Linked DNA regions of Homo sapiens: region 2 is linked to region 1. The links are chromatin loops, found by intact Hi-C in ENCODE. Cell type or tissue: sigmoid colon. All regions are shown on one strand.

The links. Hi-C counts contacts between places; a loop is a spot of excess contacts. Peaks named below come from ENCODE experiments on the same cell type or tissue, not always from the same donor. Only the 100,000 strongest peaks of a DNase experiment are listed, where the experiment ranks them.
Region 2: it touches region 1 in a loop (2.4-fold over the local background); 3 of 110 quality-filtered maps call a loop at or near these places.

What each region holds. Positions count from the first base shown.
Region 1 is chr13:33,196,110-33,198,609 of GRCh38, reverse strand. All of the region lies in intron 1 of STARD13 (StAR related lipid transfer domain containing 13), which reads left to right. Among named protein-coding and RNA genes, the nearest start is that of STARD13-AS, 80 kb to the left of the region's middle. RefSeq lists a silencer at 2,374-2,500. In sigmoid colon, no CTCF peak of the experiment used is centred here; a DNase peak (open chromatin) is centred at 983; H3K27ac peaks cover 1,231 bases.
Region 2 is chr13:33,041,135-33,043,634 of GRCh38, reverse strand. All of the region lies in intron 1 of KL (klotho), which reads right to left. Among named protein-coding and RNA genes, the nearest start is that of KL, 26 kb to the right of the region's middle. In sigmoid colon, no CTCF peak of the experiment used is centred here; no DNase peak of the experiment used is centred here.

The DNA.
Region 1 (2,500 bases):
TATTTTAGTGATAACTGATAAAGAGAAGGAATAAAACAGGGAAAGGGGGTATGGAGGTGAGGGAGAAGGGTTAATTTCTGTACATTTTGCAATATATATTCAAGGTAATTAAGGAAGGCCTCTTGGAGAAAGAACTTGAGGGAAGACCTGAAGGAAGGAGGCTTTAGGCAGGGTCTCTAAACATCTGGGGTAAGCCTGGGTCAAGCAGAGGAGACAGATAGGGCCAAGGCTCTGATGCTGGGTGAGCCTGGGATGCTCACAAGTTGACTAGTGAGTTGGGCAGTGTGGGCAGAAGAGGGAAAAGGAGAGAAACAAAGCATCCCTTAGTGACTGTGGGCTTGGTTAATAAAGAATAAGTCAAAGACAATTTAGATTTTTTTCCTGGATGGCTTAGGTTGACATATTTGGTGTTGAAACAGCTTTTCTTTTGTTTTGTTTTTTTGAGACGGAGTCTCACTCTGTGGCCCAGGCCGGAGTGCAGTGGCGTGATCTCGGCTCACTGCAACCTCCGCCTCCTGGGTTCAAGCAATTCTCCTGCCTCCCTCCTAAGTAGCTAGGACTACAGGTGTGTGCCACCATGCCCGGCTAATTTTTTGTGTTTTTAGTAGAGGCGGGGTTTTACCATGTTAGCCAGTGTGGTCTTGATCTCCTGACCTCATGATCCGCCCATCTCGGCCTCCTAAAGTGCTGGGATTGCAGGCGTGAGCCACCGCGCCCGGCCTGAAACAGCTTTTGTAAGATGGCCTTGGTGACCTCATCAAGGAAGAGGGGAAGTCAGCTAAGAATTAGCAGCCAGGGATTAGGACTGGGGATGGAAATTCAGTGGCAATGTTTTGGATTACCTCCTGGGAGGAACAGGAAAAGGATCTAACTACATACTAATGTAAGGACGGATGAGCAGGGTGTTGGTTCTACCATGGCTTGCTGATCCGTTAGGCAAGCATACATTAGCACTTACTGCGTCAGCAGCAGCACTGTGTCGAATGCTGGGCAGACCGAAGTGGAATTGGCTCGCTGACGGAGAGGAAAGAGAATATTTATAAAGTTTGTTCCTTCATCAGATCTGAGAGAATGAGATAGCGTAAATATTTAACTCTGACAATAAGCCCACTTGCGATACAAACAAGTTTTATTGGGCTGACGCTTAAGAGGTCTATTGAAAACACACACACACACACACACACACACACACAACTCTCTTCCTTTGTCTATAGAGATAACTCAATTCACACCAAATAGCTATATTCTTCAATAATTAACCCTGCCTAAATCTGTCTATAGAACTGAGTTTTCAACCAGTACGCTTACAGGGTGCCTCACATGGGATATGAGTGTGCCCTGAATTGGTAATAGGTGTGCTGAAAATATTGACCTCCTCAGTCTTGGGCTGGCTGAGCGGGACCTGGGGTGACCAAAGGCTTGAGCTTCCCATAGCCTAGTAGCTTATCCCAGCATGTAGTACAAACACAACGTGTGTGCCATGTGTGAAAAAGGCTGGGAAGCAGGCAGTGTGGCCACCCTATATTCATTTCCCCGGCACAGTGGCCCCAGCCTTTGTTGAATATACACTCATATCAGTAACAAAATCTTGAGCAGTACTCCCAATATATCTATCTTTATGTATTTTATAAGTTACATGCAGTTCTACTGTCATTAATATCTCAAGTCATAAAGGCCAAAGTCCATCAATAATTACGTAAATCTCTATTTCAAATAGTCTTCCAGACAATTTTACACTAGTTCAGTTGGCTTCTTTTCTGGTCTAAATCTGTGTTCATTATTGCTGCCTTGTAGAAGTGACTGTTAACAGGGCCAGTACTAGGAGTAAGGGAATTTCAGCTTTGTCTCTTTCTTGTTGGCTACTCATTGCTGGTAATTAATATTTTCTCTTTGTGGTTCCTCTGCAAGAATCTTTTTAAGTTGCCTCTCCATTCTGTTAGGATTAGTTTGGTTAAAGATAAGCAATGTAGCTCACAGTCTCTCAATCGAGTCCATGTCGGCTGCCGCACATCATGATGTAGGGCAGTACTGAAAGCAAGCGTGGAGGTAAGATTGCTGGGGTCAATCCTCTCTACTATACAATCGCCACCCTCCCTCCCAGAAACCACTGGCAGGCTGGCAGCTCCAGTGAGGGCGCCTCCTATCATATCCTGATATTGCATACTGGCATAACAATTTGTTTCTTTAAAAATATTTATTTTATTTGTATTTATTATTATTATTGTTTTTTGAGACAGAGTCTCGCTTCATTGTCCAGGCTGGAGAGTGGTGCAATCTCAGCTCACTTTGCCCCCCAGGTTCCAGCGATTCTTGTGCCTCAGCCTCCTGAGTAGCTGGGATTACAGGCATGCGTCGTGTCACCACGCCCAGCTAATTTTTGTAGTCTTAGTAGAGTCGGGGTTTCGCCATATTGGCCAGGCTGGTCTTGAACTCCTGACCTCAAATGATCCACCCACCTCGGCCTCCCAAAGTGCTGAGATTACAGGCGTGAGCCACTGCA
Region 2 (2,500 bases), 150 kb after region 1:
CTCAGTAAACACATAGAAATGTCCTCAACATCAACACTATCAGGAAAATGCAAATTAAAACCCCAACGAGCACTCACACCCACTAAGATGCCTACAACTAAAAATACTGGCAACAGGCTGGGTACAGTGACTCACGCCTATAATCCCAGCAATTTGGGAGGCTGAGGCGGGCGAATCACTTGAAGCCAGGAGTTCGAGACCAACTTGGGCAACATGGTGAAACCCCATCTCTACTAAAAATACAAAAATTAGCTGGGTGTGGTGGCACGCCTCTGTAGTCCCAGCTGCTTGGGATGCTGAGGCATGAAAATCCCTTGAACCTGGGAGGCAGAGGTTGCAGTGAGCCGAGATCACACCATTGTATGCCTGGGCAACACAGTGAGATGCTGCCTCAAAAAAAAAAAAAGACTACCAACAAATTCTGGCAAGGACGTAAAACAACGGAAATTTCATACATTGATGGTGGGAGTATAAATAGTACCACCACTTTGGAAAACTATTTGACAGTTTCTTATAAAATTAAAGATAGATTTTCTCTATAATCTAGCAAGTTCATACCTAGGTATTTACCAAGAGAAATGACAACATAAGCCCCCCAAAAGACTTGTACAATATTAAGATAAAACTTACAAATTGATATGTTCAAAGATGCTGGCCGGGCACAGTGGCTCAAGACTGTAATCCCAGCACTTTGGGAGGCCGAGGTGGGTGGATCACCTGAGGTCAGGACTTCGAGACCAGCCTGACCAACATGGTGAAACCCCGTCTCTACTGAAAATACGAAACTTAGCCAGGTGTGGTGGCACATGCCTGTAATCCCAGGTACTCGGGAGGCTGAGGCAGGAGAATCGCTTGGACCCACGTGGCAGAAGCTGCAGTGAGCTGAGATCGCTGCCACTGCACTCCAGCCTGGGGAACAAGAGCGAAACCCCATCACAATTAAAAAAAAATGCTTATAGTAGCTTAAATCGCAATAGCAGAAAACTGAAAACAACACAAATGTCCATTCACAGGAGAATGTATAAACAGTGTGGTTTGTTTATACAATGGAATACTATTCATTAATGCAAAGAGTGAACTACTCTTCTAGGCAGTAATATGGATTAATGTCAAAAAGATTGTGTAGATTGAAAGAACTCAGACACAGAGTACATTCACAGAGTTGTTTGATTCCATTTACATAAAGTCCCAAAATCAGTCTGTGGTGATGGGAATCACAACAGCGGTTTCCTACGGAGGTGAGAATTGATTAGAAGTCACAAAGAAACTTTCTGGGGTAATGAGAATATTCTATATCTTTACTTGGATATTTGTTACAGATATCCATACACATACAGGTGTATGTAGTCATCAAAATTCATCAAATTGCTTATAAAACATGTGCATCAATTTTAAAGATCTATAGATTAATAAATATATAATAGATTAATATCTTAGTCATTGGCAAAGCTATTCAGGTATAGAAATATAATTACCTACAATTTATGTGGCAAGAGAATACTGATTTTCTCCGAAACATAAATTCATCTTTGAAACTACTACAGTAATCTGTTAGTTAAAAAAATATATATATTTAGCTTTTAATTGCAGGGATCATATTCATTCAACAAATATTACACTAGGCACTTTTCTAGGGGATTCAAAATATGATCCTGTTCTTATGGAGCTTACATTCTTGGGAAGAAGAGAGATAACAAATGAAAACAAAGCAGAGAAAGGATAGAAGGTAACAGGGATTGGGATGGGAAGGCAGTTTAGACAGGCAAGTCTTCTTCAAGGAAGCATTGTCTGAGGATCTGTAACAGAAAAAGTGAAGAATGCTAAAAAAGACTGGGACCTGAGATGGGGGTGTGTGGAAGGAGCAGAGAACCCGGAGGATTGGGCAGAGGCGGTAGAGGGTACGGGAAGGGCATTCCAGGCAGAGTTGAGCAAGTGATGAGAGCATAGACTCAGCCAGGCTTTCCTAATTCTGCCCCCTTATTAGCTGTGGGACCTTGGGCAAATTATCTGAAGTCTGTGCCTCTATTTCCTCATCTGTAAAGTAGGGATAGTAATAGCACCTCATGGTTATATCCTTGTGAGGATTAACTAAGTCAATACATGGAAAGCACTTAGAATTGTAAATGCTATGGAAGTGTTTCTTATTCAAGTGTTGTAGTAATGTTTGATTGGTAAGTTCAAAGATACTTACAGTATTAGGTTGGTGCCAAAGTAATTGCAGTTTTTGCCATTTAAAAAGTAATGGCAAAAACTGCAATTACTTTGGCACCAACCTAATAGCTTTAATCACAATAGCAAAAAAACTGAAAACAACATAAATGTCCATTTACAGGAGAATGTATGAACAGTGTGGTCTGTTAATACAATGGAATATTACTCCTTGTTTCCTTGTGACTCTTAATCAATTCTCAACATAGGAGACCACTGTTGTGATTCCCAGTACATAGAGTGATTGTGGGACTTTATGTAAATGGAATCAAACAACTATGTAAATGTACTC